2 separate regions of the Homo sapiens genome follow, and region 1 is linked to region 2. Evidence: read pairs that join two places in POLR2A ChIA-PET (ENCODE). Cell type or tissue: IMR-90. All regions are shown on one strand.

Region 1 (8,000 bases), 390 kb before region 2:
GGATCCAGGAAGCAGGAACAAACACTGACTGGGTCCCCGTCCCAGCCACATGCTTCCAGACCTAAGCCAGCCTCCAGGTGTTGGAAGGAGGAGAGAAGTACTGATTTGAATGAGGTGGTCACGTTTCTCAGTTTGATTGGACTATATTTTGTAATAGTTGAAAAATGAGACAGTTTATGAGATTAACCAGGAAAGCCGGTCAATGAGATTTCATTCTGCCATAGGGGATAATATAAAAATACGGATAATAGCAAACATTGACATCACATTTAGTGTCTTACATCTCTTAACTTATTAATTAGGTTTGTGTGCTTCACCAACTCTTATAATTCCCATTGCATAATTGAGGAGGCTGAAGGCCAGAGAGGTTAAGAAATTCATCAAGGTCCACAACTGGTAAATGGCAAAACTGGGATTTGAATCCAGGCTTCAGTGTCTAGTTGTGGAATTGAAATGCTTCCCCATCGCTGAATCCTTATTTCCATTCTTAACCAAACCTCGCCTGACTTCAAGCCCTAACTCCAACCTCCCCAGCTCAGAAGCATCCTTGGCTGTGTCAGCTGAAGGAGCCTCCCCTACTGTCCTGTGCTTTCAGGGGCGCAGTCGTGGCTGCAGAGTGGCCGTCCTCTTAGACAGTGGGGGCATCTTTTGTGGAATCATGTTCAGAACCTGCAGCACATCTGTTAAATATGTTCGATCCTGGAAACTGCTCTTTTGATGGTGGATAGGATGTTTGGAGCCATCCAGACACCACTTGGAGTCCAGTGAAAAAGCCAGCAATCAAGCTTTGAGAAACCATTTTTGGTAAAATGAAATAGGATGCACTCTAACTGAATGAGACTGCTTTTCTTCTATGGCTTAAAAGATGGAACTAAATGTAATTCCCAAAAAAAGTCCCCCAAAAAGTGTGTCTTGGCAGCCTTACTGGAAAGCATGTATTCCAAGGGATCTATGCAGGGTAAAACTCATTTGCAAGTATCTGTTCTTTTTATTTTTAATCGATTTTTCTAATCATGCTCATCATTGTACTCAGCTTTCATTTATTTATGTTCTTTCTGTACAACTAGATTACGAAATTGTGAGGAAGGAGACTGTATCTTCTTTTTCTTTTCTTTTCTTTTTTTTTTTTTTTTTGAGACAGGGTCTCGCTCTGTCACCCAGGCTGGAGTGCAGTGGTGGGATTACAGCTCACTGCAGCCTCGACCTCCTTGGCTCAACCAATTCTCCCATCTTAGCCTCCCCAGGAGCCGGACTACAGGCATACACCACCACGGCTGGCTAATTTTTGTTATTTCTTTGTATAGATGGGATCTCACCATGTTGCCCAGGCTGTTCTTAAACTCCTGGGCTCAAGCAATCCGCCTGCCTCAGCCTCCCAAAGTGCGTAGCCTGGACTGTATCTTTTATGTTTCTCATTCCTTTTTACAACTTGGCGACTTGTACATAATAAGTACAAAATAAGTATGTTTTCATTAGACTGGCAAAAATTGGGGAAACTTTCTATCCAAGCAGAATGAAGAGGGTGATTCCAGCCATGCAGATGAGCTGAGGTCCAAGGCTGAAGAGAAGGTGCAATGCTGGAGTAACGTGAGGAACACTCGGCCTACTTGGCTAGAGCATCTCACGGGGGCAGAGGTTACTTAGTGGGATCATGGGAGATAGATTAGAAAGGGATGTTTTATGGCAGATTAGATGCTAATCCTCTATGCTAGTGGTTTCAATTTTTATTATCATTAAGATTTTCCCCTGCTCCCTCTTCCCTGCCTCAAAATTCCCCAAACCATATATAGGAACACCATTTGTAAAGCAGATAAAAGCAAAAGGGCTCTGGTTAAAATCATGGGGGAGGGACCCGGGTATGACTTCCTCCATGTGGTTCCCCATACACACAAGCCAGGGACCTCTGAGGAATCCTGGGGCTCTTCCAAAGCAATTTGAACCACTGGTGTGGACGCTGGGAAACACTGGATGGCAAGTTCCTTTTGTCTGTCTGTCCACATGTAGCCCCTGGCTTCCTGACAGTCCTCCATCAGTATCTGGTTCTCACAGTGTCACATCTCAACTCTCCCGGGAGTGTTTTGGAGCCACCGTCCCTGTGGCAGGCTCTACACATAGCCATTCCTCTTTCTTCTTTGCTAATAGAATCCAACTTTAGTTAGGGCAGCCAAGTACTCAGTGACGTGGTGACTGACCTAAGGCAAGGATTGGCCAAACCCAGCAGCTAACTCTTTTGGTAAATAAAGTTTTGTTGGAACCCAGACATGTTCATTTGCTTCCTTAGCACCTGTGGCTACTTTTGTGCTATAGCAGCAGGGTTGGGTGGTAGTGAGAGAGACTGTATGGCCTCCTAAATTCTTTGCTATCTGGCCCTTTGCAGAAAAAGTTTGAAGACCCCTGGTCTAAGGCAACCATGGCAATCCATTCTCCTTTGCTGAGATTGGGGGTAGTCATATAACCATTTTTGACCAAGGAAAGGTAAGGTAAATTCTGATGGAAGCGTCTGAGAAATATTTCCCTCCCTGATAAGAGAGAGGAACACGAGGAGAACGTTCTTTTTGTCTCCTCTCTTCCATTCTGTCATATGAGGATGTGCTGTCTGGAGCTGTGGCAGCCATCTGATGATCATGAGGGATAATACATGAGAGCCTGATTCCTTGATGGCATCATTCAGTTACCAAATCTACCTTTGGACCATCTACTTTCAAACTGTTTGTTGAGTAAACGATAAAAATCCTGATGGTTTAAGCAATTCTTCACTGGGTTTTTGTTAGTTGCAGCTGAATGTGGAATAACTAGGGCATTTGTTTAAAAACCTAATAGCAAAAGACAAGAGTGTTCTTGTTCAAGTTGTGTCACGGAATGAAACATAGGAAATCTAGTAGATAATAATGATGATGATGAAAGCTAGCATGCCAGTCACTAAACCAAGTACTCTACAATCCTTTTATGATCACAAAACCCAATGGAGACACTATTGTCATTATCTCCATTTTACAGATGGGGAAAGTGAGCTTTAGAGAAGTTTAACAATTCGCTCAGTTCCACAGTTAAGCACCAGAGCTCAAGTTCGCACCCACGTGTGTTGACTTCAAAAGCCAAGCGCCTATCTGTTGTTTGACACTGCCATTTCTGACAACAGATCCGAATTCAAATCTCAACTCAGCCACATGGAAGGCAAGTTACTTAATCTTCTTAAGCCCCAATTTTCCCACAATAATGTGGAGATATTACCTTCCTTTAAGACAAAATGCTGCCACTACCGTGACTGAAACATGGTGTTTCATTGTTTTTTGCTTCTGTGCTTGTTTCTTTAGCAGGGACTGGATGGCTGGAAGTTAGCTATAGGAGTAACCAAGAGGTGCAAAAGAAAGTAGCAAGGGAAGTGAAAATAGACTCCAGTGAGCAGAGAAAGGCATACCAGCTCCTGATAAATTAAAGGAGGCTGCCGCCGGTCCTGGAGCGGGGTTCAATGAGAAGAACGCATGGTACGGAGAGAGCCACGAGGCTCACTCCTCACGAGTATGCATTGTGTTTGACCAAGAACTTGGTGACTTTATGGTCAGGTGTGGCCTGAGAGCACTTTCTAGTCCATTGTCCTGTTTCAAGGAGCTTTGAAAAATTGTAAGGAACTGAACAGAAAGGAATTGCTTGAGTTGTTGGTATGATTCACTTTTGTGTAAAACTGAGCCACTGTGCAGAAGTGAGTGTTTTTCAAAGTGAGGTCACGGATGCCTATGAACATTTCGCATGTCGGTATTTTCCTCGCTGTGGTAAGGCCCTTTACTCATGATGAATGGAAATCTGAAGACTCGTAGGAAGGGTCAGAGATTACCTTTGTGGCTGTTAGCTCTATTTGAGCAGTTTCCTCTCTGAGCATTCCTGTACAGTTTTTAATGGAGGAGAATAATCAAGACCAGCCCGCTCAAAGAGCTTATGAAAAATAGATGAAATTTAGAGTTTAAAATCCAGATTTAATTGTTAGGCTTACTTTTAAAAGAGAGCAAGAAAAACGACCCCAATGGCTTATTATATAACATCCAGATGTTCGGCATCAGCCAGACCAGATGAGGGATGACTTTTTCACTTTTCATCTGGATGCTTTGGCCTCTCTATAGACACAGCGAAAGAGGGCGGTTATATAAGAAGCTTGCTGGAGTGGCCTTGTCCTCATTCTCAACTTGCCCTTCAGGAGACCCATAAACATTCAGCTGCATTTTTAAGCTTAGATGCGATAGATTCTTAATGAATGCATTCCTTAGACCTAGCGTGGGCTTGAGAAGCTTCTGGAAATCATTCGATCTGATCATTGGCTCCAAGTAGACAAAGTACTGAATGAGAGAAATTTTCCCTTCTCATTCAAATGTTTGAGGCTCAGGTAGACCTAGACTGGCTTTATCGTAAAGGAGCTAATATAACATATCTAACATATCATTAAAATATGTTTGTGGGCTTTTAAAAAGTGACAGCTGCTCTTCAGAGTGATAGACAGGTGTCCACATTTCAGCTTTCTTTGTTTGTCACTGTGTGTGTTTGTTCTTACCAGTAATGCCTGGGAAGGGCGGCAAACACTGTTGTGCTTGGATACGAAAACCAAGGCCTGATTAGCGTAAGCGTTTGTTGAAAAAGCATTTTCTCTGCACACTAATCTCTACATATCCTGTGGGGAAATCCTTTCAATCCCGTACCTGATAAATAAATCTGGCAAGTGAATAAACACTCTCAAGTCTCTTTCTGGTACATAATTCCACCTGTTCTGTGAGTTCTGCCGGCCTCTGAGCTCGGGCAGTGTTGTGTACCTTTCAGACCGACCTGGAACAAAGCTGGCCGAGGAAAAGCAATGTTTGCTGTGACCCTGCCCATCACTGAGCACTCAACAGCCTTTCACAAGAACCAAGCGGGTGTTCAGGGCTACTGTGGACTTCTTGGATTATGGTAGATATTATTTGGTGCTTTTGTTGACCTTGAACCCTCCACTAGGCATTGGCTAATACTGCTGATCAGAAACATCATGCTCCTTTTCCTTCTGATTTTCCACCAAAGAATAGGGGCGCTGGGGCTGCTGCAAAGATCCTTTTTGAAAGTGAAAGTCAGGTCTCAGTGCTAACATGCTCTCTTTAATGCCCATGCAGTCTCCCTACTCTTCTGCAGGAGTCTTGGGCTGCCTCTCCACTGCACTTCCTACATAACTATGTTATGTGATTATAGTGTGGGATCATGGGGGCAGGGATTATGTCTTTTTGGTTTTGTAAAGACAACAGGCTGGCACATTCATTATTAATTAACTTTATTAATAATTACTTAATGCTAAGTGAATGAACTTTAGTGCTTGCTAAGTCTGTGTGTTTATTTGTGTGAGACATTACCAGAGAATGACAGGCCCTATTAAATTACGATTTTATTTACAAATGAATTAGAAAAATTTTCTTAAGGCTTTGATAAGATCCTTAAAAACGACAAAAGGTTTGATGGGCACCCATAGTAACAGGGCACACTACCCCAGCACCATCTAAATAATTATCTTCCATATCCGAGACAGGGCGTGCAAAGAGGACCCCTAAGATATACCCACGGTTCTCTAGAGGTACACGTGCACACGTTGAGAATGCCTTTACAAACCCTAAAGGATTCAAGTTCACTGCCCAATGCGTGGAATCAGGCACATATGCATGATGTTGAAACAAGTGTTAAGATGATACTGGTAAAAGGGGTAGACAGGTTATTTGATAGCTTATCAACAAAAGAGCTTCTCTTTGTTCTCTCTTGCTGTGTAACAAATTACCCCCAAACCTAGTGATTTAGTACAACAAACCTTTATTATCTCACAATTTCTGTGGTTGAGGAATCTGGGAGCTGCTTAGCTGGTGATTCTGGCTCAGGGTCTCTCATGATGTTGCTGTCAGGAGGGTCAACAGGGGCTGCAGTCATCTGAGGGCTTGACTGGGACTGGAAGACCTACTTTCAAGATGGCTCACTCACATGGCTATTGGCAGGAGGCCTCAGTTCCTCATGACCTGGGTCTCTCCCTAGGCTTCTTAAGTGTCCTTATGATGTGGCAGTTCATTTTTGCTGTAGTAAATTATCCAAGAAAAGGACCAAGAAGGACACCACAATGCCTTTTATGATTTACTTTCCAAAGTTACATACCATCTTGTCTTTTGAGGACATATTTTAAATCCATCAGAGCTGTTGCTTTGATGCGATTTGACAGGTATGTTTTGAGCACTAACCGGCCTTTCCAGATGTGCTTGTTAAATATGTAAATCCTGCTTGCTCTGCACTTTGGAGGGAGTCCACACAGACTTGCCCAATATGAGAAACAGGTTGTCTGAAAATCAGGACCTGTGGTTCAGAGTGTTTGACTTTGTAACTTCTACTCTTAAACCATTTTTGTTTTCTCTGTCTGCAGCATGGAGAGAGTTCTCCCTGAAATCCACTTCAATCTCTCTGAAGAATAATAACAATAGCACTTACTATTAGCTGTGTTAAGTGCTTCATGAATGCCAATTCATTAAATGCTCACAACCACTCTATGAATTAGATATTCGTGTCATCATCTGTATTTTGCAATGGGGATACTGAGAGATGAAATAATTTTCCCAGGGTCACCCAGCCGGTAAATGGTAGCACTAGGATTTGAGCCCAGAGACTTGGCTTTAGAGTCTGGACATCGACTTCCTTCATTGTGTTACAATACAGTGTCTGAACCTTCAGATGGGCTCCTGTGCAGCATCTACTTTCAGTCAGTCCATCTTGAAAAAAAAAGACTCTACAAAGTAAGAAGAGATTGAATTCTGGCATTTATTACCACCACCAATGGGCCTCCCACCACCTCCCCATCATCATACTGCTCTCTGGGTTCTAGAAATAGTTCCCTTTCCCGCCCCTTCAGGCCTGTGGATAATAACAACTCCCATTTGTGGTGGACAGAATGATGTGTCCCCCAAAGATGTCCCCTAAACCTGTGATTGTGTTACCTGACATGGCAAAAGGGACTTTGCAGCTGTAGTTAAAAACCTTGAGAAGACAGTATCCTGAATTAGCCAAGTGTAAGGGAGGAAAAGTTTCTTTTCCTCACCCATTTTAGGCTCACTGACTGGGACCTCTGTAACAAAAGATAGATTTACAAGAAAAAAAAAAAGCATACAAGTCTATTTAATATAATTTTTATGTGACATGGGGACCTTTACAAGGAAATGAAGACCCCCGAGAAACAGTTAAACTCCAGTGTTTTTTTGTTTTGTTTTGTTTTTTTGATACGAGTCTCAGTCACCCAGGTTGGAGTGCAGTGGCACAATCTCGGCTCACTGCCACTTCCGCCTCCTGGGTTCAAGCGATTCTCCTGCCTCAGCCTTCTGAGTAGCTGGGATTACAGGGACACACCACCACACCCGGCTAATTTGTATATATTTTAGTACAGAAGGGGTTTTTCCATGTTGGCCAGCGTGATCTCAATCTCCTGACCTCCTGATCCACTTGCCTCGGCCTCCCAAAGTGCTGGGATGAACCATCACACCTGGCCAAACCCGAGTGTTTTTACAGTAGGCTTGAAGAAGAATGGAGAGTCGTGGAAAAATATGATTGAGGGAAAACAAAAGGAGTATAAGCTCAGGGTGAGAAACTGGGGGAGCAGCAAGACCCATTTGCTCAGATTCCTCTGAGTGTCCCTCATCTTGGAGATAAGGATGCCGTCTTCCTCTAAGTGTAAGGAGGGCTCCTCTCACATGAGGTTCTTATGACCTGCCCCAGGGGAGAAGGGCAGGGGGAGTCAGAGAGACCTTCCTGCACCTGCTATTTCTGAAATTCTTTTGGCTTAAAATATTCACTCTGCACTGGTGCCCTATTGTAGGGTAGAGTGTCTTGAGCCCCATTACAGGTGTCCTTGATAAGGATCCCTATAGGGGAAAGAGGAAGGGAGGGGAGTGGGAGTTGGAGAGAGGTGTGAAGATGCTCTGTGGCTGGCTTCCGAGGTGGAGAAGGGGATCTTGAGCCAAAGAAAGGAG
Region 2 (8,000 bases):
TCCATTTCATCCCACTCTCCCCCACTCCTGCCATAATGTCTTCTTTTGGGTGAAGGAAAGCCACACCACCTTACCTCCGGTGCCAGAACAGTGATGGCAACACCATTCCAAGGGAAGTGGGTAGTCCTGGACCTGTTGGGAGACAGCAGCAGGAACTCAATGTGGATTCTGAGGAAGGAGAGGTGGGGAGGTGGAGGGGGGTCCCCAGCACAGGCTTAACCTCAACCGAGCTCCATGAACATGAGACGCCATGAGATGCTCCAAGAGCAGTAGAGAGGCCAGTCGACACCAGGGGCTGATTGAGGCTGCTACCAATGACATGGGGCTCCTACCCATTACAATCTGCAGTATTAATGGAAATGTGACCTCATCACTGGGTGACAAGTACCTAAGACATACCAGTGCTTTTCACCAATGAATTCAAGAGCCTCTACCCTCAAGGACTTTCCAGTATAATAAAAGAGGCAGACAGATAAATAATTACAATACAGTATGAGAAGTGCTCTCACAAAAATAGCTGCTAAGAGGAAAGATGGCACAAAGGTATCGTAGAGTAATACTCACTAGAAGGTGGCACTAAGCAGACAGGGCTATGGAGGATTCTTCCCCTGTGGCTGAAAGCATGAACCCATTTGGGTTTCTCCCAGGAAAATTTCCAGGTGATCAAATTTTAGATTTTAGTATTTTCAGAAAAATTAAGACTAGTACTATGGGTAGAGAAATGAAGGAGACCATCTTTACCAGATGGTGCTTTTGACTTCAGAGTGCCATGAACGTGTTAAAGTTCTAAATTTCTTTTCAAGAATCATTATGTCAGTATGTTCAATTCTTTGCCTTCTACTTTTAAACTTAACTTCCTCATAAAGCAACCTTTTTCGATTACCTGCTCCACCCTGACTCATTCTGATTACCTGCTGTGTCATAACCGTTTTTCCCGCCAAACCACTCACCCCGTCACTCTCTTTAAATTAGTCAATCGGAATTAGTTTAGCCTGTGTGGTCTAACCCTAGCCAATAGGGGAACGACACAGAAGCAGAGGTCAATTGCATCAGGGATAAGAAACCCTTCCTCTCCTTTATCCAAGTGTGTGCTCACCATTGCTCCATCTGTAAGAGCGCACCCTTCTATAGAAGTAACTTGCCTTGCTGAGAATTAAAAAGAAAATTTTATATTCAAGTGCTATTTCTTTTGTAGCACCGAAACTTTATTTATAACAAAAGCATGAGTTTGCAGTTGTTACCACAGAAAATAAAAATCCACGTAAGTCGAGGTATATTATCTTTGTGTTTATTTTTTAGTGTTATGCCAATATTATTAATATTATTACTTTTGTGGGGGAGGAGTATATTTTGCATTACAATCCCTGAAAAACAAGGAGCCACCAAAGGGAGTAGTGGAGGCGTCTTCATCACATAGTGTAAATGCCATCCTTTGAGTGTAGCAGGAAGGTGGGCACAGATGATCAGAGAAGCGCTCCAGAAGACAAGAGATGTCGGCAAACTTTGTTTTCCTTTTTCTTCTCTCTGGTCCAAATGATGTATTGGATTCCTATGCCTATTTTCCCCTTCTGGGAAAGTTAAAAAGAAAAACTTCTTCTGGATATCTGTGGCTCTTCCCCCTCAGAAAAGCCAAACAGGCTTGAGGAGCTAAAACGTGGTGCTTTTCCTGATGCCTTTGGAAGGTCACTTCTGGACCTACCTCCAGAAACCGCTCTACCCTTTTCCAAAGCTGCCTTAACGGGGCGGCTTTTCCAGTATCCAGGTGGGTTCATCATCTCCGTACACCAACCACTTGCTAATGATAAGGAGCACAATTAGATTAGTTTTGTGGAGGCAAGAATCGATATCCCGGTGTATGTGGAGCCTATTAGACATTGCTAATTAGAGCTCTCAGACATTAATCAAATACCACGTATGGGGCTAATCAGCCAATTCGGGCAGTATAAAAATCTATAATGTCCCAAGTCTCTCCTTGAATGTTCCAACCTGGTTCACCTTGAAACCTGACCTGAAGACAGAAATCCCTGCCGGAGGTCTGCAACAACTGGGCTAGGAGGCTGTGCCGTTTCACAGCTCCTGAGCCTTCTGGAGCAGGAGGCCGACGTGATGTCATCAGGCTCCTTCTTAAACAAACACAGGCTCCATCCTGCAGCCTTGACACCCTTTTCATTGACTCTGTGGCAGCTGTGGCTCTGTGCCAGCTGCAGGCTGGACCCAGAGAGGCAGACCAGCACCCCAGGCCTGAACGATAAATAAAACTAAATGCTAACTAATATATTATTCATGTAATAGCCCAATTGCCCATCATGCTACGTACTTGTATTCATACAATTATTCCTGTGTGTTTAAATAATGAATGTTAGGTTTGTGTTTACTAACACAAATCACTGATTAATCTGTATTCAAGTCAAACACTGCCTTATAGGAACACTTTGAAATACTGTACTAGATCAGTGTTCGCCTACTAAATTTAGGGATAGTTGCTATAATGTTAATTCTATAGCATGTGATTGAGTTCTTTAATTTGACAAAATCTATTGGATAAACTGAGCTTGAATAAAGAGTCTGTTGATAATGCCGGGCAAATCCAGATGTGATTTAAGATTTATGGAACGTGTTAGAAATATTTTCAAACACCTATGTCCTTAATTCCTGATTCCTTAATGCTTCTGAATGTTACCTTGTAAAAACCTATTTTTTTTTGCCCAATAAGCTCTTTCGAGGTCCCCATAATCTCCTTTAAAAAGATATTTTGCTAAAAGCCACAACATGTGTTCGTGCTATCATTATAATTTTCCTTCAGAAATAGTAAGCTTTCAATGAATTCCATTCCCAGAAGTTCATATGAGAGTTGAGATTCACAGCCTCCAAGAACTGGTCAGTTTTTAGGCTCTAAAGAAGCATGTTCTTCCAACCACTGTTAGCAGTGAAACAGAAATGCAGTTCCTAAGATTGAATTATAGGATACTGAACAGTACTGGAGGAAAGAGTCACATAATATAGGAAAAATAAGCATGGGATCAAATCTTGACTTGAATCCTGATTCACAACATCCTAGTTGTATGATTTGGATGCGTGTTTAATATCTCTGAGCCTCCAAGATGAGGACAGTAATGCCAAAGGTCATAGGTGGTTCTGAAATTGATAGGAGGTAATACATATGAGAGCACTTGGGAGAATGTCTCTCTGCAACCACACAGCCAGTAGATGCTGGTTCTCTTGGCCTCTTCCCTTAATTCTGATTTTATATATTATGATGTTCTAGAAAGCAGGAACTGCATCTTCTGCATCTTTGTACCCTCGGCACCTGGCACTTTGGGGGCACAGAGTTTATTCAATAGCTCATAATTGAGCCACAATGAATCAACAGAAAAGTCACTGAGAAGATATTTTTGGGGACATGTAAATGTTTCTTTACCTTCCTTCCCAAAAGTCAATATCGGATAGAATCTCCAAGAAAGTAATTTCCAGAAATCAGAGGAATAGTTCAGAGGAGCCAGAGCATATTTCTTGATATGGTTTTGATTTGTGTCCCCACCCAAATCTCACGTCTAAGTGTAAATCCCCATTGTTGGAAGAGGGGACTGGTGGGAGGTGATTGGATAATGGGGGCAAATTTCCCCCTTGCTGTTCTCATGATAGTAGTGAGTTCTCAGGAGAACTTGTTGTTTAAAAGTATGTAGCATCTCCCCCTTCTCTCTCTTCCTCCTGCTCCAGCCATGTAGGACGTGCTGGCTTCCCCTTTGCCTTCTGCCATGATTATAAGTTTCCTGAGGCCTCCCCAGCCATGCTTCTTGTACAGCCTACAGAACCATGAGCCAATTAAACCTCTTTTCTTTATAAATTACCCAACCTCAGGTATTTCTTGATAGCAGTGCAAGGACAGACAAGTACATCTCTCCTATAATTTCTGGCTTTGAAGAGTGTGGTTATTGAAAAAAATTTATCTCTTGTACTTCTTCCTTTCAAAATTTTGGGGATATCCATGCATGGAAAATGTAAGGCAGGGAAGAGAACATAAATATGACAGGTTTCCCAAATATTTATTCTAAGAACTAAAAGCTATGGGTAGACCATTGGGGAAAATACAAAAGTGGAGTATGGAACACAGATGTTGGAAGAAGGGCACAGCTTACAAACCTTTTAAGCAAGGGATGTTATTAATATCTGATATGATTCTCAAGATACACATATCAAGTGGGAAGCACTTCAGTTAGATTCCTTGAGTTTGGATCAGAAATACACCACGAGCTTCTGCTTAATTCAAGTCTGAAGAGGACTAATAAAAGTGCCATGTCCCTGCAAAGCATCTTCGCCACCAAAAGGCAGTGTACCCATAAAAAGGGCCAGCAGTGAACTATCAGAAGCTTACCTAAGGCTAGGTGTGGTGGCTCATGCCTGTAATCCGAGAACCTTGGGAGGCCAAGGCAGGTGGATCATCTGAGGTCGGGAGTTCAAGAACAGACTGGCTAACATGGTGAAGCCCTGTCTCTACTAAAAATACAAAAATAGCTGGGCATGGTGGCGAGCACCTGTAATTCCAGCTACTTGGGAAGCTGAGACAGGGGAATCGCTTGAACTCGGGAGGCAGAGGTTGCAGTGAGCCCAGGTCTCACAACTGCACTCCAGCCTGGTCAACAAGAGTAAAACTCTGTGTCAAACAAACAAACAAAAAAAGAAGCTTACGTAAGAGACTGGCCTTAGAACAGGGGCATAAAATACAATTGAGACCATGTCTTTCTAATTAAAAACAGTATTTTTACTTCTTAAAACAAGCAATTTCAGTACAACATAATTTTTTAAATTGGCTTCTAACATTTATAGTGTCTGCAAGTCATAATGATTTGAAATCAAATTCCAAATCAAATTTGAAAAACTTTACAAAATTTAGATGATATGTCAATTATTTATCATGGTATTATTTAGCATTTTCCTATCCCCAACCAAACCCCACTGTGACACTTCTTTGCATGCAAATTGGCAAGAAAGACGGCCCACCACAAAGCGTTCGCCTGCCAACTTCTACATTACTGATGGTCTCAAATGAATTGTCATTTTTTCACAATGATTCTTAATTTAGTTAATGATAAGTCTTTATATTAAATTTGAATAACTGTATCATCTCTTTCCATGTGTGGAATTATCAGGAATTAACTCTCAATTCTGAAAATACTAGGAGACCCCCGATAAGCTATGGCCTCTTCCAGAAATTCTAGAGTGGTAGAAATGTTACCAAGCCACGTCAGAGACGACCTGGCAGCTAAGCCCTTGCTACAGTGGTTGTTCCCACATTATTCAAATGGATATGGGCTCTGCAAGTCACTTTGTGTTCCAGAAGAAAAACAACAGATGCTGATGCACAGGAAGCAGAAATGGTTGAATTTTTCCATAAAATCTAAACCTCTGAATTCATGGTTTTATTCTGAAACACCTTGTCCAGTGTTGTCCCTGTCATGACTCTCTCTTCATTAGACTCCATCATCCCAAGCCAATTCATATATACGACCCAAATTTCCTGTAATGAGGGACTGCTGATACACAAACACTGCACAGCTGTGTTAAGTCTCAAGTTATTGAATTAGGTTGGCATAACTTTAAATATTAAATAAGCTTCCCAGCCCCTAGTTATTGTCACTCACTACGGGAGACACATGTCATCTTATCTGCCCAACATCATTTCTCCTTGTCTGAGAACAGCACCTCTTTTTCCTTTGGATAATTATCCGTCAATCCTTGTATTGCTGGGGTACCTAAGGAGAAAATGGCCCCCCAAGAACGGCCAGCAGAGATCTTCCCTAAATTTTATATGTGGACACTGAGAGGAAGGTAATCTTTTTCTCTGAGCATCACTATCTGGCTTTATGAAGCCTGGAGTTCTCTCCCCCTACCCAACCTTGGCCATCTGAAGGTCAGCCAAAAAGATCAGTCGAGGATGAGACCTAATGACATCATCTAAATCCCTGGATCCAGCCATGTCTGAAGCCAACTCAAGCTCTAGACTTGAAAATTACATAGGCCAATACTAGAACTTTTGTAATTTAAACACAAAATTTCTAACACATGCTTATGTTTTAGTCGACAGATCCACCTTTAGTCTCCTTTAAATTGTTACTCAACACTTTGCCCACCCACAAAGCTGAGTTGAAAATGTTATTCCTACATACCTAAATCCCTACAGAATATAGATCTTTTCTTCTCTTGGAAACATATCCACCCAATTTTATTTCATGATAAAAGTGTTTTCCTCACCTATTTAGCTGCCATTTGCAGGGATCAAACCCCTTAGAATGCTCTTGTGAACTTTTCTTTTCATTAAGGCACTGGGTCCTTGCTTCTCTCCCCTGGTCTAAATGTACTGTCTGGATTTTCCCTTCCATTCCTCACTCTGCTGTTCTTATTTTCTGTCTTTGCTGCCTTTTCTTTTAAGGTATTCCTCGAGCAGGGGTAATTAACCCATTTATGCTGGAGGTTGCAAATTTTTTGTGTGAAAAATCAGACCTCGGCAATGACCTTGAGCAGTAGGATATAAATGACTCCCACACGCTTAGCGTTCCACTAATGGAACACTAGGCATAAATGAGTTAATGAGATGCACAGATTGTCCATTAATGGGCTTCAGGGATGTCTCAACGTCTCTTGAAATTATATGCAAGTTTTACATGAAAATCCATGTGTATGTATATTAGCTATCAATAGCTGTGTAACGAATCACCCTATAATTTAGCAGCTTAAAACAATCAACGTTTATTATTTCACAGTTTCTGCGGGCCAGAAATCCAGGTGTGGCTCCCCTGATGCCTCTGCCTCTTACAAGGAGCAATCAAGGTGTCCGTCAGGGACTTGTGTCACATCCGAAAGCTCTGCTGAAGGAAAACCCAGTGTTGAGCTCCTTCGTGCAGCTGCTGGCAGGATTCAGTTTCTCAAAGGTTGTTAGCTGGGGACCTACTGGTTCCTTGCCACATGTGCGTCTCCCTAGGCAGCTCACAGTGTGGCAGCTGGCTTTCCCCAGAAGGAGCCAAGAAACAAGACAGATGCCACAGTCCTTTTGTAATGGAATCTCAGCAGGGACATCCCATCTCTTTTGCTGTATTCTATTGATCAGAAGCCATTACTAGGCCCCACCCACACTCAAGGGAAGGAGATGACACGGAGGTATGAATCTCAGGAGGCAGGGCCCACTATAGAGGCTGTCTACCCAAATACATTTTGAAAAGGAAGAGGACCCATATCTTTTATCGTATCGTTAAACTTCTGAATCAACATTTGTATTATTTGTTCCTGTCTCAACCATCAGTTTCACCCAAAAAGTCTTCTAGGTATATTTTCACAAAACAGGTCACTAGATACCGCTCTGTGACTGAAGCTAGAGTTAACTTTCCCCTTCACACAGTCACTATATATATATGATGAAAAGATCCTATGCTATCACATGCCCCCATCAAACACACACACACACACACACACTCGCAAATCTTAGACCATGGTCACCTAATGAGAAATGGAGTGTTCTGACCAACAGGACAAGAATCTGTCTTGTAGAACATTGTTTCTCATAATTTTTGGTTTCAGGGCCCCCTTTACACTCTTAAAAATCATCAAAGACCTTCAAAGACTTATTTTTATGTAGGCTATATCTATTGATGTATCTGTGTTAAAAATAAAAACTGAAGAATGTTTAAAATATTTATATTTTTTAAAAATAACAACCTCATTATATACTAACACAAACATTTTCATGCAAAATAAAAACTTTTTTTAAAAACAAAGAAATTAGCAACAGTGGCAGTGTTTTACATTTTTAGAAATCTCTAATGTCTGGCTTAATAGAAGACAGCTGGATTCTCATATCTGTTTCTGCACCCAAACTTTATAAGATGTTGTTTTGGTGGAATTAGATGAAGAAAATCTGGCCTCATACAGTCACATAGACGTATCACTGTGAAAAGCAGAAGTATTTTAAAAGCCTTTTCCTGTAATTGTATATTTTTTTGATGCTACAC

What was found. Peaks named below come from ENCODE experiments on the same cell type or tissue, not always from the same donor. Only the 100,000 strongest peaks of a DNase experiment are listed, where the experiment ranks them.
Region 1: POLR2A ChIA-PET joins it to region 2 with 12 read pairs; 3 of 35 experiments call an interaction of 5 or more read pairs at or near these places.

The regions. Positions count from the first base shown.
Region 1 is chr6:14,213,351-14,221,350 of GRCh38, forward strand. No RefSeq gene overlaps it. Among named protein-coding and RNA genes, the nearest start is that of LINC01108, 68 kb to the right of the region's middle. In IMR-90, no CTCF peak of the experiment used is centred here; a DNase peak (open chromatin) is centred at 3,771.
Region 2 is chr6:14,599,557-14,607,556 of GRCh38, forward strand. LOC101928354 (a long non-coding RNA gene) reads right to left here. Exons shown (of 4, transcript XR_241980.4): 3 at 75-132. Among named protein-coding and RNA genes, the nearest start is that of LINC01108, 320 kb to the left of the region's middle. In IMR-90, no CTCF peak of the experiment used is centred here; no DNase peak of the experiment used is centred here.